Regions from separate parts of the Mus musculus genome. Here region 2 is linked to region 1. The links are chromatin loops, found by intact Hi-C in ENCODE. Cell type or tissue: left cerebral cortex. All regions are shown on one strand. Each heading gives the region's core, and the rest is flanking DNA. Links, peaks and the distances in the headings are about the cores only.

Region 1 (15,449 bases), core at 2,489-10,488:
AGTTGGGGTGAGCTATGTCAATAAACCTGGGCCTGCGTGTCACAGTGTGCTAAACAGTCAACATTAGGAACAAGATATCCACTCAAAACTGGGGACAGGATACCTACCCAACACTGGGAATGAGATATCCACTCAGTGTTGGACAGGATACCCACTCAACACTGGGAACAGGATGTCCACTCAATATTGGGTTGAGTGTCAAAGCTGATGATGTCATAGATATGGCGAGAGAGTGTGGAAAGGTTTGCTATCTAGGTTTGCTAATGCTTTCTAGGGTGAACTGGATATCTCCCAAACAGATCTTAGAACAGCTTAAGAAGGCAAGAAAATAAGACCACTGTTTTACTAAAGCTGGGAGGACCTGGGGTCAGGGTTAATCTGTGCTGATTTGACCTTGTGTCAATGCCAAAGGAGGACAGGCTGGACTTGCTAGTCAGCTTCCCTAGCTGTCTAGGAGCAAATTACCCATCAGATTATTGTCACTCAGTAACAATACATAATATATTTTTTAAATATTTTGTATTTATTTGCTGAGGGGCATACCGTGGGTCTTAGTATTCTATTGCTATGAAGAGAAACTATGACCATGGCAACTCTTATGAACAAAAGCATTTAATTGGGACTGGTTCACCATTCAGAGGTTCAGTCCATCATCATCATGGTAGGGAGCATGGCAGCATGCAGGAAGATGTGATATTGGAGAGGTAGGTGAGAGTTGTATATCTGGATCAGTGGGCAGCAGGAAGAGAGAGAAAGACTGGGCCTGGCATGAGCTTCTAAAACCTCAAAGCCCACCCCCAATGACACACCTCCTCCAAAAAGGCCACACCTCCTAATAGTGTCATTTCCTTGTGACCAAGCATTCAAATCTATGACCGTATGGGGGCCATTCCTAGTCAAACCACCATACCATGACATAAGTGTGGTAGTCAGAGGACAACTTGCAGGAGGTTGATTCTACCTCACAAATTTTTTTAAGGTTTACTGAATTTATTTTATGCATATGTGTAATGTGTATGTGGTATGCAGGCACCAGCAGAGGCCAGAAGAAGATGCTGTATCCCCTAAAGTATAATTAAAAGCAGATGTGGGACTTTTAATGTGTGTGCCAGGAGCCAAACCTAGGGCCTCGATAAAGGCAGCTAACATAAGCAGCTCTCTCTCTGTCCCTACCCAACAATTCATAACTACCAACAGTTTGTATTTGTATACTATGTTTTATAATTTTCAAAAATTTATGTGGGTTTTAGCAGTAGGCTTGGTTTAAAGGAATTCAATTTAAGTAAGCAATCTGGGAGAGTTGGTCAACTTTTCACACACACACACACAACAACAACAACAACCTGTATTTTTATTTAACACTATCTTCTGCAGATTTTAAATCCAGTTTTCTGTCACAGCCCTGTAGATATCTACACTCTAACACCTTATGATCAATTTCCAATGCTATCAACAGAAACCTGAATGATAACAGAATTATTTTCATCGAAATTAACTAGAGCAGATGCCAGCTTAGTTACTGTGTAATGAAGCATTGCTAATCCAAGAGCAAATCAGGAATGCATGAGGGGCACTGTCTCTATTCTCTACTAGGAAGACAACAGCCATCAAAGCCATATGGTAGATATAGAATTCAACAGCCTAACAGTGCTTCATGATTTGAGAGTTCCTTTACACTATCTATTATCTGCCCTCCAGTGCAGGGTGTAAACTGAATGGGTAAAGAGCCCCTTCCACTTCACTCACTGTCTTGGGAGCAACACATAATTAATGACAGACCACAGGCATGGATAGATGTATGAATGAATGAATGAATTAGCAAGCAGTAGATGATACTAGAGAGGTTATTAAGAGCTAAGACTTGAACCCAAATAATTGTTTGGTATTAAAACCAAGTTCTTTACCATTACACTCACCAACATAAGAGGTAAACCTATTGTCAGAGGGAACTTGCTGCCGCTGCTGACATCATAAAGAGATGCCTGGCCTTGGTTCTGTAGAGAGCATCCTGAGTGGGTTTACTAGACGAGCTAGGGTAAAATATCCTTTCCAGTGCTGCTCACACGCAGAAATGGCTCTTGTGCAAGGGGCTACACATCATCCAAGTCTCGAGTAAGCATCAATAATTAGAGCATCTTCAACAAGAGTGTCCAGTTGGACTGATTACAAATAACCGCTTCTTACTCAAAAAGCATTTCCACTGCATAAAGTATTCATATTTGCAATTCTTAATGAAAAATACATTTCACAAAATCTGACTCTCAATATAATGCGGATATAGAAGCATACATAGCTCTCTCAATGGTCAGAAAAGCATTTTTAACGGCTACTGTAAGAGAGTGGGGAGTTAATTAGAAAAAGTATAGGAGGCAAAAACAAGTTAGGAGCATACTAAAATGTTTTCTTTTTTACTTCTTTGTAATTTTCAAGTGGCTTGATTTTTTTACATACATATACCATGTTTCCATAACTCTTAAATTTAAAACCATCTCCTCTGTATACCAAGAATACAATGTGTACTAGTTGAGAATGCACTTGCTAAGATCTCCTTTACCAGAATTTAATATTAATTCACATATTTATACTTACAAAAGTATATATTTTACAATTGCTTTAGAATGAAATTAATTCATATACTTTTACACATATTTATGCATATCTCAGTAACAACTCCTATCAGTAGGATCTCTAAAACCAAAATAAAATTTAAAACTACTGTCCAAAATAAATAAAACAAATATTAGAGATGATGTGAAGAAATTGGAACCCTTTTACACTGAGAGCAGGAACGTAAAATTGTTTGACCTCTGAGGAAAACAGTGTGATAATTTCTAAAAATACTAAAAAATAAAATAAAATAGTTCTAGGGCCTGGCAAGATGTCTCAGTAAATAAAAGCACATGCCTGACATCCAGATTTGACCCCCAAACTCACAGTGGGGGAAAGAAACAACTCCCACAAGTTGTCCTCTGACCTCCCCAAGTGCACACACACAAACACACACACATGCACATGCTTACACATACATAAACATACATATATACATACATACATACATACATACATACATACACACACATGCACACACATACACAGACACACAGAGAGAGACATTCATGCGCTTTCTCTTCCTGGAGCTCGAATGGTGAAAACAGATTCAAACAGATCAATATTTTAGAAAAAAGTGCAATGAGACATGCTCAAGGACTGGGCAGGCATGGCCTGTGACTGTCAGGTGACCAAGCCAGGCCAGCGCCCTTGCAGCAACAGGGGAGACTGGGTGAACCACGGGGTTGGTTTGTTTTCCCACTGGTGTCCTTCACCATTTATTTAACTGTGACTCAGTGAGGTCCAGAAATCTGCAGCGTTTTAGTGAAGTGAAACAAAACCGGATTAACAAACCAGCTCAGTGCCTTTGCTGACACACTGGTAGAATGTCTCGGGTCTTTTCTGCAAATTCTTAGTTTCACATTACTATCATTTGCCATGAGTTAAACAAAGCAACTTTGTTAAATGTGCATAAAAGCATTTGCAGTTGAGATAATAAATAAGTGACTGTTTCCATTAGAGAGCACAACGCCCTGCTTCTAGACTTTCAGCTGATGGCTGATGGATGAATAAATACATCGAAACTATGACAGTGACAGTTCTGAGCTAGTTAAGAAACAATTGCTTGGGGATCAGAAGCGACGAGGCTGAAGAGATGGCTCAGTAGGTCAGAGCAGTTGCCACACAGTCAGGTTTGGATCCCGGCATCCGTATAAATGCTGGAGGTGGCTGCGTACAACTCTAACCCCAGCGCTGTGGGGAGTGAAGACAGGACCGCTGGGGCTTGCTGGCCACCAGTGAGAAAGGAGAGCACGCCCAGTTCCATAGCTGGTCACATGACCGCTTTCAACCACGTGGCAAAGGAACACCTCAATGAGGAAGTGAAATTTCAGCAAATGCCTGAAAGAAGCAAGCAGTGGCCTGAGAATAGACTCCTACATAGAACTACTCAGACTGGAGAAAGCCTGATGTGTTCAGACAACGTGTGTGGTTGGAGCAAAGTCAGCTGCAAGACAAAATGAGCTAATATTTCTCTTCTTAATTAATTAATTAATTAATTACATCTCAAATGTTGCCTTCCTTCCCTCAAATGTTGTCTCTTAGAGGACAGCCCCCATCCTGCATCCCATAATCCAGACACATCAAGTCTCTGCAGAATTAGGTGCATTCTCTCTGATTGATTGAGACCAGAAGTGGCAACCCTCTGTTACTTAAGTGCTAGGGCCTCAGACCAGCCCGTGTGTGCCCTTTGGTTGGTGAGCCAATATTTCAAAGCGTTCTGTGAGAGAGTCAGCATTTACTCCTGTGGCCCTTAGTGGTGATGTGTCTTGACTGCCATCCTGGGACGCAGAGAGCTACCTGGCCTAATCTAGCTCTGGGCTCCATTAGACAATGTCATATTAGGAAACCTGACTCAGTCCCCAACCTGTTGCCTCAGTTGCTTTCTGTTTCTGTGATGAAACACCATAACCAACCTGGGGAGGGAAGGATTTGTTTGACTTGCTGGTCCATCATCAGGAGAAGTTAAGGCAGGAACCTGGAGATAGGTCCGGAAGCAGAGTCTGTGGAACGGCGTTGCTTACTGGTCTGCTCCCGGTAGCTTGCTCTGTTTGCTTCCTTATGGAACCCAGAACCAACCACCTGCCCAGAACAGCGCCACTCGTAATGGGCTAAATATTCCCACATCTATCAGTAATCAATAAAACACCTTACAGGCTTGCCTATGGGCCATTCTGATGAGGGTATGTCCTCAATTGAGGGTTCCCCTCCCCAGATGACTCTAGCATGTGACAAGTTGACCAAAGCCTGGCCAACACGCCCACTCTGTGTTAAAACTCAGCTCTATAATTCCCAGCTGGCATCCGTTCCAGGTTGAACAGCAGTTGTGAGTCATAAGGATAGAGTCCAGGAAGGGGGCCCTGCTTCAGAAATCTAACCTGAAACTCCTAGGAAAGCAGAAGCAAAATGTATCCCACGGAGAACCCACGTCCTTACCGTGATGCACAGCTCATCCAAATAACTGGACAGAGAGAGAGTTTCTGCAGCTGTGGCAGGTTTAACAATGATGTCACCTCATCTCAAGCAATTCACATTTTAAATAGCGTCAGTAAATCCAAAGATGGAAGAACACACTGGCAATAAGGCAGCCATTTGTTCATAAATACGTCTCGATTTCCTTAAAGTGGGGCCCACAAAGGACCCAGCTCAGGGGTAATTGAACTGTGCTGTTCTGGGTGCCTCAGTTTTTTTTTTTTTCAGCAAATTGGCCACTTTCTTTCTAAATGTCCCCCTGGGACTCAGAAGACATTAAACACAATGACGATGCTTGCTGGAGACCATAATCCTATTTCAGGAAGATTCTCTTGGAGGTTAATATGGTTATATGCATATTTTTTCCTCTAAAGATAGCAGGAAATACTTACTTTTCAGTCACTGGTCCAAAAGAATATTAGAGCCCCATCTGGTGGATTTGTTGTTTATTCAGTAAGCAAAATCCTGTTTTCACCACGGCATTATTATACAGCATGCTATTAGCACTTTCAGATTATGTCTCTTAAGACTGGGTTTTGGGAGTTAGTTCCTCCTGCTTAAATCGCTGGATTCTTCTTGCAGCATCTACCCATAGCCCCTTTTATTCCTCCAGGAAACAAACAACATTCAGTCTTCTAAAGCATGAATCATACCACTATGCTTGATGCATAGAAAATAACATTTGAAAATGTGTATGTTAGCACTAGCAGGTGTGGTGATGTAGTACATGACTGTAATTCTAGCACCTAGGAGGTAGATGCAGAAGGGTCAAGAGTTCAAGGCCACCCTCAGCCATTTTGTATGCTTAAGGCCAGCCTGATCCTGTATGCTTAAGGCCAGACCTTATCTCAAAAGGCTGGGAGTGGCTAGCTGACCATACGGCTCAGTCCATAAAGACCTTACTACCAAGCCTGATAACCTGAGTTCAATTTCTGGGACCCACATATGGAAGGAGAGAACAGTATCAGACAAGTTATCCTTTGATCTCTATGTGCACACCAAGGCAGCCCCCACTCTCAATAACAAATTTAACAACAACAACCAAAAAAAAACAAAAAAAAACAAAAAAAAAACCTTTTATCTTTAAAAGAATATTCTAGGGCTGGAGAGATGACTCAGTGGTTAAGAGCAATGATTGCTCTTCCAAAGGTTCTGAGTTCAATTCCCAGCAACCACATGGTGGCTCACAACCATCTGTAATGGGATCCAATGCCCTCTGCTTGTGTGCCTGAAGACAGCTACAATGTACTCATATACATAAAATAAATAATTCTTTTAAAGAATGAATAAATATGCTACCAAGGTAGACATGTTAGATAACCACTGGTATAATCAAATTTTATTAAACAGACCTTACAGGTGGACATAAGAATGACTGGCCAAGTTTCAGAAAGAAAGTGCTAACAGCATTCACGTTCTCAACGCTGGACACAAGGTAAGACTGCTGAGGTGCAAAAGCTGACAGGTGGCAGATGGTTCGAACAAAGTGTTGCTGAGAAAGAGAAAACGCTGCTCCATTACAAAGTAAAGCAAGTCTGAGCTGCACCGAGCTCCTGATAACCTGGGGACGGACGGGGTGGGAAAATTAACTCCAGACTTTTTTAACGTATGAGAACCAACTCACTGAAGTTGAGGTTAGCCAAGTGCCAACATTTTCAGCAGCGTACCTCAGACATCAATACTAACTGTACTCTTAGTGATACAGGATAGGCCAGACAGAACTGCAGGTTGATACCACGTGACTGCTCCAAACCAACCAGGACCAGTGTAGCAGACGCAGAGGGCTGCTAACCAACCTCGCTTCATTTTGTGGCATGTCCATAACATAGGACTTGCACCATTGCCTGCTCTCAAGCACCTGATACCATGCCCTGTTAGGGCAGCCCTTGCTCCCCCCTACCCCGCCCCCACTCCTCCTGCTTCTTGTCATCAATAACCCCTTCGCTATCAAAGCTTACATATAAGTTCAACTACGCATGTCTCGAGAAACCCATCTGCACCACTGGGTCCTTTCCGTAATAAGTTCTTCCTTTACTTAATCTGCCTCGTGTCATCTTGTCCTGGAATTCCTTTCTGTGGCACAAGTCAAGATCTAGGTTTCCCCATCAGAGATCTCTGAAAAGACATGATCGGGCTACCTGGCTGTTAACATCTGCTGCTGCTGCTGCTGCTGCTGCTGCTGCTGCTGCTGCTGCTGCTGCTGCTGCTGCTGACAATCTGAAGTAATGGGTCTGAGATGGAAATGCGACAGATAGAAGAGATATGAAACTTGCATATCATAATGTAACGTGGGCTACACGGATACTTGGCATCACTAGTAAGAAATAGTGAAAAGGGTGAGTCGCCAGCAACCTTCCCAGCACCTATTCCCAATATCGGCATTATGCGGTGTGGCCATCTGCCTAGCTCAGCTCAGCCAATGAGGGGCCAGCTACCCAGCTCAGCCAATGAGAGGCCAACTGCCCAGCTCAGCCAATGGGAGGGGGGCAGCTGCCTAGCTCAGCCAATGGGGGGGGGCAGCTGCCCAGCTCAGCCAATGAGGTGCAGATGGAAATCCCTGAGTCAGGCTTCCAGGATGAAAAGGTAGCACTTCAGGGGAAGGGTTTGCCCCTTCTAGTCACCTTGCCCGTCTTCCTTCCAGGTGTAGAGATACAATGCCCTGAGACACGAGGGCAGCCATTTTTCAGTCACAAAGATGAAAGGCAGATGGAACATGAGTCAGACAAAGGAGAAAGACTCTGGATTTATGGTAAGAACTCAGAGACTGGCTCTGGGTTTGTTATGAGGGAAAATGAACTCCTTATTTAAGACGTTGTGCTTACTCATGGCAAAGGTAATCTAATCAGAACTAATGAAATGTCTATCATTGTAACAAGAGTCGATTCAAGTGGGCATTCTGAGGAAAAAACAAGAACAGAGAGAAAGACGGGAACTTGAGAGGGAAATAACTAGGTTGGAATCATTTATAATCTAGTGAAAATGACATACTCAGAGATGATTTCAACATATATGTTTAGCACTAGGAAGAGAGAGAGAGAGAATTCTGTAAACACTTAGATGCTGCTCTATTGCTGTGAAGAGACACCATAATCATGGCAGTTCTTATAAATGAAAGCATTTAGTTGCGGGCTGGCTTTACCGTTTCAGAGAGCTAGTCTATGATCATCATGGCTGGAAGAATACAGGCATGGTACTAGAACAGTATCTGAGGAATTTATATCCTGTTCCATAGGCAGCAGTGAGGGAGAGAGAGACAAAGACTTGGTGTAGGCTTTTGAAACCTCAAAGCCTACTTCCAATGACACACCTCCTCCAAAAAGGCCACACCTTCTGATCCTTATGAAACAGTTTCACTCTCTATCGACTAAGCATCCAAACATATGAGCCTGTGGAGGCCATTCTTATTCAAACCACCACACACACCAAGAGGAAATAGACAGAGGTAACGGATAAAAGAAAATAATGCCTAGAGACATTGCACATGCCTATTTTGACAAAAGTGACCTGATTTTTAAGACAAAATCTGTGCACTTGATGTGGCTTGTCGGTAGCCGTGGTAAAAGCAGTGTTGGTAAGCAGTTGATAACAGTGCAGGGCAGCTGTTGAGTTGCAGTAGATGGTGGAGTAGAGGCTGGAGCTGAGTGGCCCAGCACTTGTCCAACATAAGGCAGGGCCTGGGCTCAGTCCCCACAGTATGGATACCCAGTAGGGGGTGGGAACCTGCTCTGTCTATAGCTCAAGAAATAATCCAAAATTGACAAATGGGACTCTGTGAAATTAAAAGGCTGCTTCACAACAAAGGAAATGATCTCCAGAGTAAGGCAGCCTGCAGCATGGGATGAAGGTCTTTGTCAGCTACACATTAGGAGGCTATGGAAAAATTACCAAAAAAAAAAAAATCTACATCTTGCAATCAGTAATCAGGAGACAGTTGTTAAAAGAAGAAACCCAAGTATTCAATAAATACTTTGAAAAGTGTTCAACATTCTTAGCCAACAGGGAAGTGTAAATTAAAACTGCCTCAAGATTCCGTATCACTCAGGTCAGAGTGGCAATCACCAAGAAAACAAGGGACAACAAATTTTGGCCAGGATGTGGGGATTAGAAGGCTGGGATCGTTACTTACTGCAGAGACTGTAAACCTGTGTGACCACTATTTAAATCAGCATGGCTTTCTACCATATAGCCCAACTATGCCGCTCTTCCATATATACCCAAAGGACTCTAAGTTAATACCGCAGACATTCTTGTATACCCGGGCTTGTTGCTGCTATATTCAAGTCAGCCAAGAAATGGAGCCAGCTTAGATGGCCATCAACAGATTAATGGATGATAAAATGATAGATAAAATATCTTTAGTTCCCAGATTAAGTGGACATACTTTGTTCTGATAATCAGATCAGCTGTGTTACTGGGCACAATGGAATTTTATGCAGCCAGGAAAAAATAAAATAAAATCATAATATTTGCAGGAAAATATGTTCTGGTAGAAAGCATTTTTATTAAATTATTTTATTTACATTCCAAATATTGCTCCCCCTTTCTGGTTCCCTTTCCCCAAGTTCTTCACCCAACCCCTGCAGCCGTCCAGCGGCTAGAGGATGAACACAGTTCACCTGAATGGGGGGCTGGAAATGAAAAGGGTAGGAGGTGAGAGAAGCATGAAGTCAAGGCAAGGTTCTGATCAGGGATCAAAGTACATTTCTGCAGCTCCAGCTTATAAGCACTTCAGCAGACAAAGCTCTTCTTGAGAAAGTTTCTCTACAGACTAAACATAGATAGGAGTTCCTCTTGGCTATACACACTACTCTCTAACCTTGGCTACACAGACCGTTCTCATAGCCTTGGCAATACACACTGCTCTCATGGCAGGACTCTGGCTCTCCACAGATCCCCTCTTTTTTATTTTACTTAATAAAGGATGCTCCAGATGAATATACCTGTCTTAGGTTGGTGTCTACATTGCTCCTTCTTACCCGTCGTGGAAGCATACACAGCACTGATGTATGTTCTGTCTTAGGTTGAAGGAGCTGAAGAACACTCTTACCCGTCACTGGTCGTATTCAGTCAAACTGGAGAGGAGGGGGTTTTAAGATGGAGGCCATGTATCTGGCTCTTCAGATGTGAAAATTGTGACAACGTATACCAAAGGACACTTGGCAGCAGTAACTAGAGGAGCAATACTATACCAAGTCTGACAGCAACAGCGATGCTGTGTTGTAGGAGTGCAGGCCAAGAAGGAAACCAACCCTGCAACTGTCCTAGCAGATCTCTAGCTGTTTGAGATGCATCAAAATGTAGAGGCTCTGTTTTTTTAAATTAATAACTACTTGGTGTAACTTTAATAAGCCCAAAGATACATTGGCATGATTCCACACCTTGCAAGTGGGATTGCACACTCTCCCAACTATATATAGTATCATTAAACATTTTTGGCATAATGCAGATCCATTGATAACTAACATGACATCTAAATATAATTTGTATTTTAAACCCCTGAATTTCTTTCCCCAAGAAATTAACCACAAGTAAGGCATCTAATTTCTGTTACATCATATCATCTGTATCTTCCTGGGTATGCAATGCCATGGAAACATTTATGGATAAATTATATACAAAATGAGCTGTTTGAACACTTTGGGATAAGGTAATAGCAGCTGTAGTAGCAGTGGCCATTAAAGTAATCACCTCCTATAATTAACCAATCATGCATTTAGGCCTGGCCAACGCCTTTGTTAACTCCTCAATTACCTATAAACCCTTGTCATCAAACCAATCTTCAGTAATATTTACAGGAACCATCACAAAAGCAGGTTGATGTAAAATCATTACAGAACGCTTAGAACAGGCTTTTAAAACATAATTAGTCAAATTACAGCCAACACCAGACACATCAAAAGTATTATTCTCAGAATGTAGACTAATGCTAATATTTCCTACTGATAGGACAGGAGGCATGCAAACAAATGCTGCAATAGGCCCTTTCATCCAAGCTGGACTTGCTCTTTCAGGCTGACCACTCAGATCATCTACGGCAGCACCCAACTTCCATACATGTTGTTGCTAATAACCTGTGTGAGTCTACCAGAGTCCAGCAGACAACGCTGATGAGGGGAGGATAGGTGGAGAAGGAAAGACAGTAGCATAATTAGTCATACTAGCCACTCCTCTATATTCCAACCAAATGTAGACCAAAATCTTGAGGTGAGTCCCATGAGGCTGATAAAGCACAGGCTTATTCCCACACATGTTTTCCAGGGAATTGTGACATTTGTGCACTCCCTCATCCCACAGTGAGGAAAATGCTACAGTACAGCCTTTGCATGAGTCAAGATCTTTGCCCTGCAATGCAGTAGGAGATACTCTCGGACCTCCAGTAGAGTTCTGCTTTGAAAAGCCTGTGGAGACACCAGCTCCCAATCCTTGGTCATTAATTTCTCTACTGATAGTGAAATTTCCTCCAGCAGCCATATCCATCAACTTAGTGTTGTTTATCATTACCACAACTTCTGGCCCTTCCCATATCGTTGGATGTAAAATGGGGAGGGGGGAGACCAGGGACATCGCCCCTATACAGCTTCCCTACCATCATTGTCAGGGAAATATGCAAGCTCACGATCAGCCTCATTCTTTGTCCCAGCATCAGCATGCCTCATTAACCACTCTGGCAGCTAGCATGCTCCTTCAGCATCCTGCAGAAAAAAACACAAACATGACCTCTTCCCCACACTCAGGGAGTTCCTTGGCAACTGAATTTTAAAATTTTAAAATAAAAGGCATAATTTAAATAATCTTGTGGTATATGGGAATATAATTTCCCCTTTTTTATTTTTTAAAGATATTATTTTAAAGTTCCGTGGGCCTGTTCCACAATATCTTGTCATTGAGGCTTGTAAGGAATCCCAGTAATATGACTAATATTAAATTGTTAACAAACAATCTTAGGGGTCAGGAATTTAGCTCAGTGGTAGAGCACTTGCCTAGCAAGCATGCAAGGCCCTGGGTCCGGTCCTCAGCTCTATTAAAAAAAAATCTTAAATGCCTTACTGCAATAGCCAGTTCCATTATCAGTTTCTATCTTATTTGGAAAACCCAGTATAGAAAAACATCGTAGGCAATGACTAATTCCATTTTTAGTTGCTTCTCTTGTTAAAGCAGTTGTAACCAGAGAGCCTGAAAGGGTATCAGTAGTCACATGTACATATTTTTAATTTTCAAGATCAGAAATATGAGTAACATCCATTTGCCATAATTGATTAGGTATGGGTCCTCAAGGATTAACACCTGTAGTGGTTATTCCTGGTTGTCAACTTGACTATATTTGGAATGAACTACAATCCAGAATTGGAAGGCTCACCAGTGACCTTAATCTGGAGGCTGGGAGATAGAAGTTTCTGACCTGGATCTTGGTATGGAGATCTTCAGACATAGTGGCTATGGATTCCAGAAGATTAAGACAGGGAGATCTCCGAGTTCAAGGTCATCTGGAATTAAAGGTGTGGTGGCACACACCTTTAATCTGGGCTACACCTTCTCCTGGAGATCATATAAGGACATTGGAAGAAGGGAGTCTCGCTCTCGCTTTTTTTGCTTGCCATGTGGGACTGAGCAACTGCTAGAGAGATCCTTGGACTTCCATTCACAGCTACTACTGAACCATTGTTGGGAATTGGACTGCAGACTGTAAGTCATCAATAAATTCCTCTACTATATAGAGACTACCCATAAGTTCTGTGACTCTAGAGAACCCTGACTAACACAACACCATTATGTGATACATGAGTCACTGAGGGCACTGACGATAAGTCTTCACAATTTGATGTGCACATTCTCGAGAAATAGCAAACTGTTGTCTTAAGCTATTACTATTTTGATGACATAAAGAATGAGATTGTTGTGCTAATTGTTCCTCTGTAAAGTCTGTAATCTGCCTTGTATGCAAACCTCCCGTGGCATTGCCCTCACTAAGGGGTCCAGGCAATCCAGTATGAGCTCTTAGATGTCCTATAAAGTAAGGACCAGTACATTTTCTTAAATTAAGCTGTATTTACATAAATAATTGCAAAATTTGAGAATTAGCAGTATCTTAAAAAGGGACAATTTCAAGCAATTCTAAACCATGAGCTATATATCAGCTATCAGTATACAAGTTAAAAGCTTGATTTTTCAACATTTCAAAAACAGTGACTACAGCAAGTAATTCAATTATTTGGGAAGCGGGAGGAAACTCAAGAGAGTGAACATGTGATCTAATTACATATGCTGCCTTCCCTTTAGACGAACTATCTATAAATACAGTAGGCATATTCTCTGTGGGCTGCATGCATACATTTACAGGAAATACAAAAGTATGCATAGAGGCAAATTTTAACAACTTGCCTTTTGGATAATGATCATCAAATTTGCCTGAAAAGTTTGCATGCAATAGGCCAAATATCAGTATTTTGCAATAACCAATTTAATTGCTGTTTGAAAATAAGGAATAAATATTTCTTCAAGTTCTTTCCCAAAATACTTTGGTGATTCTATCCTACAATTCTGTTTTAACATAGTAGCAGCATCGTTAATAGGGTGTTTAAACTTTAATAGGGTATTTGGAGATGAAGAAAGATGAATCCACATTAATGGTCCCTTTTGCCAAAGGGCTGCTGTGAAATAGTCAACAATTGATCATAGTCTATACAATGTATCTGTTGTTGGCTAGTAGCTTCCTCTACTTTTCTGAAAAGTTATTTGTCCCTCATCAGTTAATTGTACAGGGGAATTAGGATTCACATTCCCCTTGAGAAATATCAGAGTTTTAAGTTCTCATGTGGCAAGCTTTTTTTTTTTAAAGATTTATTTATTTATTATATGTAAGTACACTGTAGCTGTCTTCAGACACTCCAGAAGAGGGCATCAGATCTCATTACGGGTGGTTGTGAGCCACCATGTGGTTGCTGGGATTTGAACTTCGGACCTTTGGAAGAACAGTCGGGTGCTCTTACCCACTGAGCCATCTCGCCAGCCCCCTCATGTGGCAAGCTTAAGTGAGGTCTTATTCAATTAACATCTCCTACCAGCTTTTGAAAATCAGTTAAAGCAAGTAAACTATCTTTTATTAATTGAATTTTCTGTGCCACAGTTTGTTTAGGATATAAGTGGTGTCTCAAATATTGAAAAGGATACTGTCTTCAAATCTTTTCTGGAGCAACAACTACTCCCCAAAATTTTAAAGCTTGTTGTATAAGAAGAGCAAAGGCTTGTAGTAAAACTCCTTCAGAGGGATCAGCTAATAAAATACCCATATAATGAATAATGTACACTATAGGATTCAAAGTCCTAAGCTTTTGTATTGAAGCAGAAATAAATTTTTGACATAATGTAGGGCTATTGGCCATTCCTTGAGGCAAAACTTTCCAATGATATAGCTTCGTGGGTTCTTTAAAATTACAAGCAGACACACTAAATGCAAACCTATTACAACCATCAAGATGCAAAGGAATAGTATAAAAACAACCTTTTAAATCTATAATAATTTTATATGGTTTTTTTTTTTTTTTGAATGGCAGCTGGAGCAGGTAAGCCAGGTTGTAATGCCCTCATAAGTCCCTAGCTTCATTCATCTTCTGTAAATCTTAAGTTTGGAACTTTGTTTTGGATTATTGGAATAACCAATCCCATGGACGTGAGTGAGTATCTGAGAGGGGCCAAGTTGAAGGCCAATCCTGTCCGCTAATAGTTGTTACATCTGCCTTGTAAGGTCTGTGTTTCTCTAATTTAGAGTTGAGAGAGAAACCTTCTCTGACGGGCATTCTTCCTTGTGTTCAAGGTGTTCCTAGGCAATAGCTAATGCCTGAGAGGTCTTTTTATGTTTTTTATTATCAATAGCATCTTTTATGAGCGCCCAGAGGCAGGAGGTAGTAGGATCTGCCTGGTGGTTCTCAGAACTTCTCCACCTTTTCCCAGGTTTCTTTATCCAAAGTTCCACCTTCTGGGAACCATGGACAGCATGATTCTATTTGAACTAAAAAATTTTCTAACTTCTGTTTTTTAAACCCTGCTCCTCTCGCCTGAAGCAGCACTTTTAGGCTGCAGACAAATGCCTGTTTAGTATCTCCCTGCCCCGTTTCGCTGTCATCCCTAGGTGAAGTCCCCTCGAATGCAACTCCTGCAACAACAGCCTCTAAAAGATAAGATTTATAACTAGTGCTAGCATCCAAATAAGAAAAGAAGTCGTTAATGCCGTTTGTTGCTTACTGTGCAGGATACTTTTACTTTTTCTGTTTTCTGTGGAGCCCTCCAACCAAGACAGCATTTCTCAGCAGGTCCCCCGTTTTCAGGTCCCTCATTCAGGAGCCACATGTAGCCATCCAGCGTCTAGAGGATGA
Region 2 (15,449 bases), core at 3,360-11,359, 86 kb before region 1:
TGGTGCTGGAGGATTCAAGAGTTCAACATCTTGATTCAAAGGCAACCAGGAAGAGACTAGCTCTAGCAGGAAGAGACTAGCTCTAGCAGGCAGGCAGCATCAGGGTCTCTTTCATACTAGTGGAGCTTGATCATAGGATTTCAAAGCCAACCTCCATAGTGACACACATTTCCTCCAACAAAGCCACACCTATTCCAACGAGGACACACCTCCTAATAGTGTCACTTCCTAGGGGCCAAACATTCAAACACATGAATCTATGGAGGACAAACCTCAGCAAACCAAGTAGTATCGGAGAGCAGGCCTATCAGAATTATGCATGATGTATCTCAATGGAGACTCTAAAATCTATAAGGGCCTGGACAGATGTGCTGCCATCTCTAAAAGATGGCAGATGTCAGTCCAGACTACAATACCCAGCAAAACTTTCTATTACCTTAGATGGAAAAAATAAGATATTCCATGTTAAAGCCACTTTTAAACAATATCTATATTACAAACGCAGCCCTACAGAAAGAGCTAGAAGGACAACTCCAACCTCAGGAGGTTAACTACACCCATAAAAATACAAGGAATAAATAATCTTAGACCAACAAAATCAAAATAAGGGAAATACACACAACAACAACAAACAGGAATCAACAATCAATGGTTATTGATACCTCTCAATAGCAATGCTCTCAATTTCTCAATTAAACAAAACACAGACTAACAGGATGGCTATGAACTGGATCCATCCTTCTGCTGCATCTAAGAAGCAGACCTCAAGCTCAAGGGTAGACATTACTTCAGAGTAAGGGGCTGGAAAAGATGATCCAAGCGAATAGATCTAAAAGTCAGCCTGGTGTAGCCATTTTAATATCTAACAAAATAGACTTCAAACCAAAACTAATCAAAAGGAGTAGGTAATGACACTACATACTCATCAAAGGAAAATCTACCAAGTGAACACCCTGAATTGTATACTGATGCTCACACACTTATAGTGGAAGACTTGGGTACCACACTGCCACCAATAGATAGGCCATCCAGGCAAACACTAAACAGAGAAAAGCTGGAGCTAACCGACATTATACATCAGTGGAACTAACCATTATTTGCAGAACATTTCACCCAAACACAAAAGAATATATCTTCTCAGCGCCTCAGGGAGCTTATTCTCAGTAGCTCATGACTTTCTTCAAAACTGGCCACATAGTCAGACACAAGTTACTCTCAACAGAAACAAAAAAACTGAAATAGCACCCTGCCATGTATCTAACTACAAAAGATTAAAGCAGAATATCAACAAAAAACAAAAAAAATTAAAATTTTTAAAAAAAGAACAGAAATCTTACGAACTCATAGAAACTGAACAACTCACTTCTGAATGAAGATTGGGTCAAGAAAGAAATTAAAGGAGCTAAAGGGATCTGCAACCCTATAGGTGGAACAACATTATGAACTAACCAGTACCCGGAGCTCTTGACTCTAGCTGCATATGTATCAAAAGATGGCCTAGTCGGCCATCACTGGAAAGAGAGGCCCATTGGACATGCAAACTGTATATGCCCCAGTACAGGGGAACGCCAGGGCCAAAAAAAATGGGAATGAGTGGGTAGGGAAGTGGGGGAGAAGGTATGGGGGACTTTTGGGATAGCATTGGAAATGTAATTGAGGAAAATATGTAATAAAAAATAAAATAAAAAATAAAAATAAAAAAAAAGAAATTAAAGACTTTCCAGAATTGAATGAAAATGAATTCACAACATACTTAAACTTATGAAAAAGAAGCAAGTTCATAGTACTAAAAGCCCACATTATTTTTTTTTCCATTTTTTATTAGGTATTTAGCTCATTTACATTTCCAATGCTATGCCAAAAGTCCCCCATATCCACCCACCCCACATTATTTTTAAAAAAAAGAATTAGAGAGATCTTATACTGTTAATTAAGAGCACACCTCAAAGCTCTAGAGAGAGAAAAAGAAGAAGCCACGCCCAAAAAAGTAAACAGCTAGAAATCATCAAATTCGGGCTGAAATCAACAAAATGGAAACAAAAAATGCAAAGAATTAATGAAACAAAGAGACAGTTCTTTGAAAAAGTCAAGAAGATTAACAAAACCCTTATCCAAAATAATTAAAAGCCAAGAATAGAGAATATCCAAATTAACAAAATTAAAAATGAAAAGGGGGTCAAAACAACAGACACTAAGGAAATCCAGAGAATCAGAAGAACATACTTTAAAACCTGTACTGTAACAAATTCAAAAGCCCAAAAGAAATGGATGATTTTCCTCATTAGATACCATCCATCCAAATCAAATCAAGATCAGATAAGTAATTTTAAAAGACCTATAAATCCTAGTGAAATAGAAGTAATCATTAAAAAAAATCTCCTTACCAAAAATTAAAATACATAACAATAATAATAATAATAATAACAAAACCTGCAAGACCGGATAGTTTTAGTGCAGAATTTCACCAAACTTTAAAAGAAGAGTTAATGCCAATACTTCTCAGATTATTCCACAAAAGAGAAACAGGAGGAACACTGCCAAATTCACTTAATGAGGCCACAGTTAGCTTCATACCCACACCACAAAAGTTCCAACAAAGAAAGACAAATTTGCTTTTTGAACATAGACACAAAAACTCTCAATAAAATGCTTGCAAACAGACTCTAAGAACATGACAAAGTCATACACCGTGATCAACTAGGCTTCATCCCAGAGATGAAGGAATGGTTCAGCAGATGTGAGCTGAGAACTGCAATCCACCATATAAACAACTTGAAAGAAAACACACACACACAATCGTTTCATTAGTTACAGAAAGGGCCTTTGAAGGAAGGTACTCTCCATACTTTAAAGGAAAATTGTAAACACCAACTCAACCACAAAAGCTTTGATCTACAATGGTGTTCTACCTACAAGATAGGCTAGGGCAATGGTGGCCAAAGCTCATGAGAGCAACCAACCAATATCAAATTTTACTTAAGGCCCACTCTACTAAGAGGAACCCATAGCTGACACTACTTTGGTGATCAAGAGACTGAGGCTAGGTAGCCAAGGGACCCATAGAAAGACCAAATACTACTGTTCTTTTAAAGAAAATGTTAGAATAAAATGACTCTTAGTGACATTCTGTATGTACTCTTAGATCAATCCCTTGCTCAGCCATCAATCAGAGAAACTTCATCCTGCAGCCAATGGGAGCAGAGACAGAGAAACACAGGCAGAGAGTAGGAGACTCTGGAACACCCTGAGATACAGAGAAACACAGGCAGTCATCATGTAGAGTGTGAGACTCGGAAACACCCTGCCCTACATGGGACATCTCCATCAAATTCCTCCCCTCAGAGCTCAGGAAACCCCTTGGAAGAGGTGGCAGAAGGAGTGTGAGAGCCAGAAGGGAGTAGGAGGAAGAGGTGGCAGAAAGGAGTGTGAGAGCCAGAAGGGAGTAGGCCACGGAGAAAACAAGACCCTCTAAGCCAACATGATCAAAATTCACCTGAGCTCACAGAGTCTGAGTCAGCATGCACAGGGACCTGCACAGGTCTGCACAAGTCTGCACCAGACAGTGTCTTAAGGAGACATGAATGTATGCCCCCATCCCTAACCCAGAAACAACTTCCAACTGATAACTGCTTACAAATGAAAGTTCAATTTTCTCCAAAGGAATCTCAGTGAGGAAACAAACTTCTCTTAAGGGTAGGCTGCATGCCCAGCCAGCCAGATGGCCAACAGGAAACAAAGTCAAAGGCATCGGTGGAGGCTGGATGCTCCTGTCTCGCGGGGTCATGTCACGGCTTTTCCTTTAAAAAAAAAACCATATATATATATATATATATATATATATATATATATATATATGTATGTATATATATATGTGTGTATGTATGTATGTATATGTATATGTATATGTATATGTATATGTATATGTATATGTATATGTATATGTACATGTACATGTATATGTATATGTATATGTACATGTACATGTACATGTATATGTATATGTATATGTATATGATGTATATGTATATGATGTATATGTATATGATGTATATGTATATGATGTATATGTATATGATGTATATGTATATGTATATGTATATGTATGTATATATATTATTATTATTATCCTATAAGTCCTTTGAGTAAATATTAAGGCTTCCAGCCTAGTGCTTCTACGGGCTTTCTGAGTGTGCAAACAGAGTGGGTCTCTGTCTCTTGTGCCTTCTCTTGGACTCTTTTCCTTCTGTTTGTTTGTTTTGTCCAGTTCTGCTGTGTTCTTTTTGTTGTTGTTGCTTTATCTTATTTTACTTTAGTTTGTTATATTGTATTATCATGCCTTTGAAGCCTCTTTGTTTTCTAATGAAAGACAGAAAAGGGGGCATCCACATGAAAGGGAGGGTGGGAAAGAACTGGGGGGAGGTTACAGGAAGGGAAACCGGAATCAGAATATATTATGAGAAGAATTCTATATTCAATAAAAAGAAAAATAATACAATATCTATTATCAATGGGGTACAATAAAGTATCTGGATGCCAGATTATGAAAACTCTTGAGATAAATAATTAACATAAGAAAATCAAGAAATTACCACTTCCTGCTCCCCATTTTGACCATCAGAACTGCAGAAATTACCTAATAAGGCCACTGGGCGTAATGCCGCAGACAAGGAAAGAAATGGGGAAATCCCCAACGTTATAAAAGCTTAATTGAAGTCAAAATTAAATGTGACAGTTCTTGCTCTACCTAAGACGCAGGGACCTGGTGCTCACCGCCTAGGAAACACCTGCTTGGATCTTATTTCCCTCTGCATTCACAGAGGTCCTGCTGGGCAAGTAGGCAAACTCCACAGTCACACGAAACCGGAGTATGAACTAATCCGTACATCTTGGTTCACTAACCCCAAAGTGTCAATCGCCAAGACTGAACTTGCAGATGGAAGGCAGGGCTGCCTCTATGTAAACGCTGGGTGGGCCATGCAGTCGCAAAAGCAGCTCCTTCAGGAGGACAGAATTGAGGACTTCCTGGGAGAGCAAGGATTGCTGGTGCAGGCACTGCCAGCCAATCAGGAAGTGCTGTTTAGAAGAGCTGCTTTCTTGGGACCAATGGTGGTGGCTGGAGGGTATGAAAGGAGCTTGCGGCAGTGCTCTGAGAGCTAACTTTGGCTGTTTCTCACCTGCTCCCGGGAGTCTGTGTTGTTGGCTCTGCACCACCTCACCTCCAACCCCCAAGGGCAGGTAGGGTCCATCAGCAAGGAGTCCAGGACGGAAGGCTTTGCTTCTTAGCCAGGCTTACTAAGAAAGGCCCTGAGGTTGCTTTGCCTATGAGGCATCACAACCGTTCTGGTCTTTTTTTTTTTTTTTTTTTTAATGCCCGTTACCAGCACTGTTGAGCACCACTGACTGGACAGGAAAGGAGGCAGCCAGCTTCCAGTGTCCTTGACCACGCCACTTGATTATTTGGGTGGCAGAAATGCTGCTTCAGGTATACATAATATATTCATGTTTCACAAGCAGCATAACTCAGTCTTCTGTCATGAAAATAATGTCAGTTATTATAATACATAGCAGTCAGATTAGCTAGGCTGTAGAAGAATTGTGTCCTATGCTTTGGTGGCTTCAGACAACAAAAATTCATTTCTCACTTGAATAGCATGTCATCATTCTTATCTGGGGGCTCTACTCTCAAAAGGACCAAAAGCTGATACAGTAGCCAGCTTTCTAGAACGTGACAGCTCTCGGCCAAATAACGCAGTAATTCTTTAACCTTCTGCTCATATTCCATGACACATCACTAAATATTCTTGAGTTGAAGTCGCAAGAAGGAATAAAAGTCCGGATGTTTGCGAAAACACCGATCATCATCATATTCCTCTGAAAAAGTCGACCTAGTCTCACCAGGAAGAGATCCTGAGAAAGATAGGAGGTGGGAAGGGCTGTTAATCAGGAGGCAAGGAACAGATCTGAGAGGCAGACACTCAAACATGCTGAGGGGGGATGGATTGCCATGATTCTCAGTCACCGGTGTGACCTATATTTAGCTTTTGACAGTTGCATGTGCACCAGAAATCTTCCTTCTCACCTTCCCCTACTTGGCTTTCTAACTGGCAAAGAACGGCAGGCAGTGAGGGTGATAAGCTCACAACATAGCACGTGTGCACGTGCGCCTGGGTGTAAATGTGAATCCTCATATGAAAGCCATGTGCCTGTGTGTGAATGTGCATCCTCGTATGAAAGCTGTCAGACGAGCCACGTTGTTATAGTAATTCTGCGAGAAAATGACCAACAGTAAGCTGTCTGAGCCAGACAGCTCTACTTATGACACCTGTGGGTATCCGTGCCTTTCCCAGCTGGAGATCTATGGCTACTGAAGAGGGGTTAGGTGGACATTTGTAGAATGAATAGACATTTGTAGAATGTAGAAATGAGTGAGAGCAAAAGAGAGACCTCCAGCTGAGAATGGGACCTGGAAAACAGAATGCTAGATTCTAGACCCAGATTCTCTACTAAATAGAAGCAGAACTTATAGCACATAAATATTTAAGCCAGTGGGCAAAGAGTGGGCTAGTCTATAAAATGTACACAGAAAACCAGAAAGCTATGGGGGAGGAGACAGAGGCCTGCCTGCCTGCCTAGCCAGAAGAGGGTGCCATATGCATGGAGCTGGAGTTACAGGTGGGTGTGAGCCTCCTGACATGTGCTGGGGACCAAACTGTCGCTTGGGAAGAGCAGAATGGGCTTTTCATTGCTTAGGCACTTCTCCAGTTCCTGAGCATCTTCTTAACAGAATATAACTAGGATTCAAAAAAAGAAATGAAAGTTTAAAATAAAATACAGCCTCCATTTTTATCAACCGATTCTGAAAATGATACCAATTCAGCATTGGTCAGGATATAATGAAACTCAATATTTAAAAAAAAAAAGGAGAAATAAATACTATATATTAAAATGTCTGCAAGTATTGTGTTTGGGTGATTTTGCAGAAATCTATCACTTTTTTAATGTACTGGGTTTTTATAATTTATGGTATTATTTTTTTGTTGGGAAGCTCTACTTCCTGCAAAAATTAAGTTATTGTGACTACCTTAACTCTCCCATCTCAAATATCAAAACTCCAAAGAGACAGAAAAAAACGTTTAACGAGTAGGTATCACCCAGTGAGGTTATGGTTCACCAAGCAGGGAGCTAATAAAGTGAACAGCACTGCTTTCCAAGCTACCACCTTGGGAGTTTCCCAGCCTTTAATCCCAGCACTCGGAAGGCAGAGGCGGGCGGATTTCTGAGTTCGAGGCCAGCCTGGTCTACAAAGTGAGTTCCAGGACAGCCATGGCTATACAGAGAAACCCTGTCTCGAAAAACAAACAAACAAACAAACAGAGAAATACAACTCACAGGAAGCCTAGCAGGCTCTCTAAGTGTAAAAGACTGCGTTGCAAATCTAGAAAGAAAAAGCAGATAGATTTTCAGAGTAAGGGCATTTCTGGGGTGTATCCTGATGCCTAAAGTACACTCCAAGGAGGAATGCTCTTCTGAATGCTGAGGGAAGACTCTCCCAACAGGACCAATAACAAGGACTGTTTTTGTCAGGCAAGCTCCAGAATCTCACCAGATACTGGCTACGGGGGGGGGGGGGGGTCGCAGTGATGAAACAAAAATACCCCTATGCCCAGCGCTCCTATCCAGGGGACAAATCCTATACCCACTGCTCCTAGCTAGGGATCATTGTACCCCAAGGGCCCTTTGGCAATGGATGGACTTTTACTGTCTACACTCACATAGGATGCTAGCCGCAGCTGCTAGAGAGAAGCTGAAATGCTTGGCAACAATGCACAGGCTGTGCCTGCATGGAGTTCTACATCAAAGCAAGACCCAAAAAGTTCAACTGTTTCCAAGGAACTTTTTCCAGAACTCAGTTCAAGAACATTTATAAGAATTATAAAAAGGAATACTCACAATGTCTGGAATGCAATTTAAAAAAAAAAACTGCTAGGCATGCAGAAATAGAAAAACATAACACACAATAAAAAGAAAAACCATTCTATCTCCACCAAACCAGAATTGAGACATTGATTTACCAGTCAGGACATTAAATCATTATTATAACTGCATTCCTTATATTCAAAGAGCTAAGTAGAGACAGAGATAGTATTTTTTTTAAAAGAGCCTAAAGCTAAACTTTTAAAGAAAAATTATAAATATACTGGCTGGTTTTATGTAAACTTGACACAAGCTAGGGCCATCTAAGAGCAAAGAACCTCAATTAAGAAAACTTCTGCATAAGCCTGGGCTGCAGGCAAGCCTGTGGGGCATTTTCTTACTTAGCGATTGATGGGGGAGGGACCAGCCCGTTCTGGCTAGTGCCATCCCTGGGCAGATGGTCCTGGGTGTTATAAGAAAGCAGACTGAGAAAGCCATGAGGAGCAAACCAGTAAGCAACAGTCCCCCACAGTCTCTGCATCAGCTCCTGCCTCCAGGTTCCTGCCCAGTCTGAGTTCCTGCCTTCACTGCCTTTAATGGTATACTGTAATGTGGAATGTAAATGAAATGAAGTCTTTCCTCCCCAAGTTGCTTTTGGTCACGGCGTTTCATCACAGCGATAGAAATCCTTAGATGAAATATAGGCCAGATGGGACTGAAAGAAAGCCAGAGTTCACAGGATGAGTAATACACTTGAGTAGGTAACAGTGGGTACTGTGCAAAGAGACATGTAAAGAAAAGGAAATTTTTATTATATTTTTATTTAAAAATTTTCATATAGTACATTTTGATATTTTCCCTCATCTAAGTCCTCTCACATCATTCCCACCTCTCTGCCTCCCTCCCCCTGTCCCTCCCTCTTTCACCACTTGTGATTGCTTTCTTCTCCCTCCCAAGTGGGACTGAGGCGTCCAGGCATCCTCACTTGGGCACTTCAGCTTGTTGACCTTTTTGAGTTCTGGGGCTGTATCTTGGGTATCTTACTTTTTTTTTTCCCTAACATCCACTTATTAGTGAGTACATACCATGCATGTCCTTTTGGGTCTGAGTTACCTCACTCAGGATGATATTTTCTAGTTCCATCCTTTTGCCTGCAAAACTCAGGATATCCTCGTTCTTAATAGCTGAGTAGTATTCCATGTAAATGAACCACATTTTCTGTATCCATTCTTCTGTCGTGAGACATCAGGGTTGTCTCCAGCTTCTGGCTGTCACAAATAAGACTGTTATGAACATAGTGGAACACGTGCCCCTGTAACATGGTGGGGCGTCTTTTGGGTATATTCCCAAGAGTAGTATTGCTATGTCTTCAGGTAGATCTATTTCCAATTTTCTGCGGAATCTCCAGATTGATTGCTAGAGTTATTGTACCAGTTTGCAATCCCACCAGCAATGAAGGTCTGTTCCTCTTTCTCTGCATCCTCTCCAACATGCGTTGTCACCTGTGGTTTAAAGCTTGAGCCTTTTGCTTGGGCAGCAGCCCAGCTCTATACTTAATCCAACTGTCTTGCCCATGGTCCACCAAGAGGCTAGTTCTATACCTTTCTCTGTTCCACACAGATCTGTCTGTTCCCTTTCATGTCCACTATCTGAATCTCCCACATCTGCTTTCTTCTTCCTGTGTGCCCCACACTTCTCTCTTGGAAGTTTTGCCCTCCATTATCTGTCCAGCTATTGGCCATGAGGTCTTTATTACAACCAATCAGCAGCAAGACAGTCTCTGATACAATTCTACATTGCCTCTAAGCATAGAAGACTGTCTGACCTACAACTATCCGAGCAGGTATAGAAGGACAAGCATTTACAAATATGCTTGGCTGAGGATCGCCATAGAAACACCACCACCAATATCCTGCATTTAGCAGTCTGCCAGGTACAAAATTAACAATTGAAAATATAGAGACATACCTCCACAATGATGGGGGAAGAAAAGGTTACCCCAACAGCTATATAATCAGTCTGATTATTCTCACCTACATTATCCCACACTTGTTAAGTCCTCTCTCCTCCCTACTTATCTTTCCCCATGTTTAATTGCTCTGTGACCCACTGAGTGTCACCAGGACCATCTGAGTGACTATGGAGCCAGCCAGTAGAACTGGAACTAATCAGTGGCTGCACATCTGAAGATGCTGACTCCCTTAGAATCTGTCAGTAGCCAATGCCATTGCTATGACCCCATCACCCCATACCTATCAGTGACACTAACACTTTTGTTTAACAACCATTGGCTTCTCTGAATTATCCAACCAGATAGCATCATTCTGCTTTTTCCCTGTAGCTGAACAAAACTAGGGACACAATAGTGAACAATAAAGATATAAGCCCAACATTTTGGACCTTATTTATTTAAGATCCTTTTGATTCCAGATCCTTCAAAGATTATAGCACCTTTAAAAACCAGACCAAATGGGTAAAGTGTATGGCATCTGTCTTACTTAGGGTTTCTATTGCTGTGAAGAGACACCATGAAACTCTTATAAGGGAAAACATTTAGTTGGGTCTGGATTATAGTTCAGAGGTTTAGTCCATCACCATCATCATCGTAGGAAGCATGGTGCCATGAAGGTGGCATGGAGAGATAACTGAGAGTTCTATATCTGGATATGCAGGCAGGTGAGAGAGAGAGAGAGAGAGAGAGAGAGAGAGAGAGAGAGAGAGAGAGAGAGACAGACAGACAGACAGACAGAGACAGAGACAGAGACAGAGAGAGACAGAGACAGACAGAGAGACAGAAACTAGGCCTAGCCTGAGAAGCATCTGAAACCTCAAAGCCCACCCACCATGAGACACTTCCTCCAACAAGCCACACCTCCTAATATTGCCACTCTCTGTGAACTTATGAGGTCCAGTTTCATTCAAACCACCACAGCATCCTTAAATTACTACAATAATTTTCCCCTCAGTATCTATCCTAAAGTATTTGTGCATGAGTATATATCCATCCTCTGGTTTTAAGCTTTGTTTCTTGCACAGATACTCACATGGCAAAGTTGGAATTAGGAAGAGAACACAGTCTGGACAAGAGTGAGTTTTGATAGAAATGTAGCAAATACTTCTTTGCTGCAGTCATATTCTGATGTTGACATTTAGGCTGGGAAATCTCAAGGACACTACGATGCCTGAGGTAGGTAGATCGACGGAGAGCACAGAGATAGAGTCTAAGACTCAGACACAGCTCTGCTCCGTGACTGGATAGAAGCAACATGCAGACAGCTTAGGATACTCAGTGGCCACACAGCCCTCACAGGTGGTCTAAATCCACACTGCATTTCATTAGTGATTTCTGGGTCATCGTTCTGCCTCTGACAAGCCACTGCCCTAACTCACATTGTTTTCCTTCATTTCCTTGACAGATAGGAGGGCTCATGGGAGCACATGCTGTACTTCTCTGTCTTTTTCTGATGAAGCTTAGTAAGATGAAAAGATGCTGATTTAAAGTTGTCTGATGTCATAACCTGAGTGCATTTTGTTTCCTCCAAAACCCATGTTAAAATACAGCTCCTGATATAATAGCATTAAGAGGTAGAGGGGCCATCTAGGGGGCCTGGGTCATGAGAGTTCTACCATCCTGGAGGGACTGGTGCCACTCTTGTGGAACAAGGCTGCTTTTCACGGGAGTGAGTTCTTACTCTCTTGAGCTGGATTTGATGCCAAAGAGAACTGAGAGTTATAAAAAGATGTACACCCCCAGCCTGCCTCTCTCTCATTCTCTTTCCCAATCTCTCTCTCTCTCTCTACCTCTCTCTCTCTCTGTCTCCTGTTTTCTTCCATTTTATAATATAGCATGGCGTCCTTGTTGCATTTAGTCACCTGATCTTGAACTTCCTTCAAAACTATGACTTTATTCATAAACTATCAACTCTCAGGTATTTTGTTATAACAATAGAAAACAGGAAGAATGCACGCTGTCCTCCTGTTGAGAATATGATGTCAAATAGGTTGGAGGAAATGACAGGTTGTGAAAAATCCAGTGTCATAGGAAATAGCATAAATCACAATATCTCAAATTAAGATCCCAAGAAGCTATACACGATCTATAGTTAATGATAACAACAGTTAACATTAGGGATGTGGTGCCACAAATTCTGCTACATGCTCTGTGTAACAATTCTAGAAGGTCAGTGGAGCAAACTGAAACATGGGGTTGAATAGATTGTCTAAGGAAGGCCATATAGTGAATAAGAGTTTCTTTTCTGTCACTTTTCCATGGTCCCTAGCAGAGTGTATCATACATTCTCATATGATCATCATACATACATGTATGATCATCATATATACTCATGACCATCATACATACTCATATGATCAACATACATATTCATGATCATCATACATACATGTATGATCAAAATATATACTCATATTATCAACATACATGCTCATGATGATCATACATACATGTATGATCATACATACTCATATGATCAACATACATACTCATAATGATCATACATACATGTATGATGATCATACATACTCATAATCATCATACTCATATGATCAACATACATACTCATATGATCATCATACATACTTATGTGATCACCATACACACTCATATGATCAACATGGTTTGTGAGGTTAAACATATTTATAACTCATAAGGACTCAGGACCGTCTTTCCCTTTATGGGTTTCCACAGTTGGGACAGGCGACGAATACATGTTCAAGCTAACAGGATAAAATGTATGCAGGATTATCAGAGAGCCTGCACAGTCTGCTCTGTATAACAGGGAGCCACCGTTCCTAACAGGTGACATTCTATTCCTCTCTCAAGCTTTCACTCCTTGTCACCGGCAGTGAATCATTCTCCATGCTGTTGAACAGCACTTAAAACCACTCATCTGCTTCTTCATCTCTCTGAATATGAGCCTAGAGCTCCTGGTGGCTGAGCGGGTTTGGTCTGGATTTGCAGAGTGCTGGCTACACCACGCCCCTGTGCTCATAATGGGGGCCAGCTCCTGGGGGGTGGGGAGCCACCACTGTTCATCAGGAGCATGGTTGCTTAAGGGTGTCATTCCCCACACTTGCCCTGGAGTACAGATTCATGGTTTCCATGTTTCCTGTTTGTCACAGTTCTGAAAGATCATTTATCTTATATAGCTGCAGGTAAAGTCTCTGCTCAAAGCAGCCAAGTACAAAATGTGTTTCTTTGCAAGCTGCCGTGCCAAAATGAGTGCCGCCTTAGCTTGCATTTCTCATCTTGTCTTCCTGCCTCTCCTCACACAGGTTGAAAACAGTCTTAATAGACGCTCTAAAATGATCCCTTCAAAAACGGCACTTCAAAATTGACATGTTATGGATGAATCCGAGGTCAAAGAGGAGAGCACTGACTTCTTTCCTCACTGCTGTGGCCAAATCCCTGATAAGCCGCTTAGTAGGGAGGGTTAATTTCTGCTTTGTGATATGAGAGGATACAGACAGTCCATGGTGGTGAGGAAGTCACTGCAGCTGTTTGTACTGAAGAAGAGAGGGGACCGGAAGTGGAGCCTGATGTAAGGCTTCAAGCCCCACCCCCAGTGGACTACTTCCCTTATCAGGACCCCACCTCCTAAAGGTTCTACAACCTCCCTGAGGTTCCTGAGGTCCGAGCCCAGAACCAAGTGTGAAGCGCGTTAGCCTGCCAGGAACATTTCACATTCAAACCACAGCAGCGGACCAAGGCCTGTCTGTGACAAGGTTGTTGAGAGCCCCTGCTCACCTGAACTCCTATCACACCATGCTCTGTCACCCTCCGCAGAGTGTTCCTTGAGAAGGTCTCTCTTGTTTCTGGTAGATGTGTCCATCTCAAACAGCTAGTGGGAGGCCCATCCACACGGCTCAGCAGGTAACGTGGACTGCAGCCAATCCAGATGACCTGTCTGTATCCTACATGGTAGAAGAAAGAACCAATTCCAGCAGCTGCTCTATGACCTTCAGACACATGCTGTGGCATAAATGTGCAAACAAGGAAATAACGTAAAGAAATAACATTCTTAAGAATTAAAAAAAAAAAAAAAAAAAACACAGGGCTGGTAGAAATAAACTCCCAATTGCATCCTTACCCATCACAGCATGGGTTGACCCCAAGAGGAAATAAAAGGAACCTCTGGAACTTCTCTACCTAATGGAAATTTAATATTGCACCAAGTTCAAAGGCTAGAGATCTCTAGCGGCTAATCAGACCTTGTGAGCCATGAGGATATTGGAAACAAGGACACAGAACGACCCAATTTATGACAAACTGGCCATGCTTTCTCTCATCTTGGAGCTTTTTTTTTCCTCTTCCCTTTCTGGCTCCCATCCTGAAAATACCACAGGAGTTGAAGTGAAAGGTGTTGGAGCCTTATGCTGTCCTTGGCGATTCAAGGTACCGCAAGGAGCTTTGGAATTCCTTTTGACTGACTCAACCCTATTCCCTGCCAAAGGCCACCCCTCACCCTCCACCCTTGAGGGAAAGCATCTGTTTACATCAAGTCCTTTCGCATCTACTCCTGGTGTGCAGTAGGAAGCAGGCTCAGCAACACAGCTGAGCCTACATCACCCTGTTTTTCATTCATGTCAAAACATCCTTGTTACTCCTGAAGTTTCTCAGCGGCTCCAGAGTTGGAACCCATGAGGCATTGGGAGAAACCAATAATAAGCATCAACAACCAAGGAGCCAATGAGGAGAGTGTGGCTGGTGATGTCACTGGGTCTGTCTAATGGTCACTAGCCCCTCACCTACGCAAAGCCCGGTGTCCCACAGGTGCGCTTGATTGAATCTGAGGAGCATACAGAGGATGCTGAGTCTGTTGTAACTGAGTTAACAATATCCTCAAGGCAGGTGGCATGGTAAGAGATGATGTGTTTAGCCCACTCCTTGAAGGTATCCATCAAATGCTAAGATTCTGGGCACTGAACAGTGAGGGAGAACCTTGGCTGATGGATGGGACACAGACATGCTATCTCTTTTCGAAGGCTTGTGCCTCTGGCTCCCTAGCCATCCCCTCTACTCTGCCCCATGGGTTTATGTTTTAAATTAGCACTAAATGAAGTGGAATTAAAATATGATGAAGTAGCCTTGGAGTCACCCTGCTTTGCATTTAAATCCTTGGGAAACATTGCATTTGCGTGATATGAACACTTTCTGGTTCGAAGCATAATTTGAGTCTGAGGATAACAGTGATTTTTATAGTTCCTTTTCTGTAAAGGAGAAAGGATTGCTAAATTTAGCAACGAGGAATGCGTGTGATGAAGAGAAAACCTGACTGTCCAAGAAGAGCTGCTGGCCAAGGCCTTGGATCCACACACAGAGGGAGGGGAGGAAGGCAGTGGAGATGGCCCTTCTTGAGGGTTAAAGAAAGTAAATGATAAATTGGACTCTTCAATTAGTCTTTCCAGTGCCTTCCAAGTCTGTGATCTCTACCAAAATACTAATTCAAGTAAGGTGCATATTCCAGAATTCTCAGGTATTGAGGAACTACCTTGTCCAGCTCCCTGACCTATCCCAC

Evidence for each region. Hi-C counts contacts between places; a loop is a spot of excess contacts. Peaks named below come from ENCODE experiments on the same cell type or tissue, not always from the same donor. Only the 100,000 strongest peaks of a DNase experiment are listed, where the experiment ranks them.
Region 2: it touches region 1 in a loop (2.5-fold over the local background); 2 of 42 quality-filtered maps call a loop at or near these places.

Annotation. Positions count from the first base shown.
Region 1 is chr14:120,759,073-120,774,521 of GRCm38, forward strand. It overlaps Gm41253 (a long non-coding RNA gene), which reads right to left. Exons shown (of 6, transcript XR_874981.1): 4 at 15,319-15,449; 5 at 7,218-11,771; 6 at 3,039-3,948. Among named protein-coding and RNA genes, the nearest start is that of Gm25781, 32 kb to the right of the region's middle. In left cerebral cortex, for the core only: a CTCF peak has its summit at 5,505; DNase peaks (open chromatin) are centred at 3,877 and 4,934; H3K27ac peaks cover 309 bases.
Region 2 is chr14:120,672,605-120,688,053 of GRCm38, forward strand. No RefSeq gene overlaps it. Among named protein-coding and RNA genes, the nearest start is that of 4930424E08Rik, 43 kb to the left of the region's middle. In left cerebral cortex, for the core only: a CTCF peak has its summit at 6,638 (motif pointing right); DNase peaks (open chromatin) are centred at 3,390, 6,120 and 6,666; H3K27ac peaks cover 386 bases.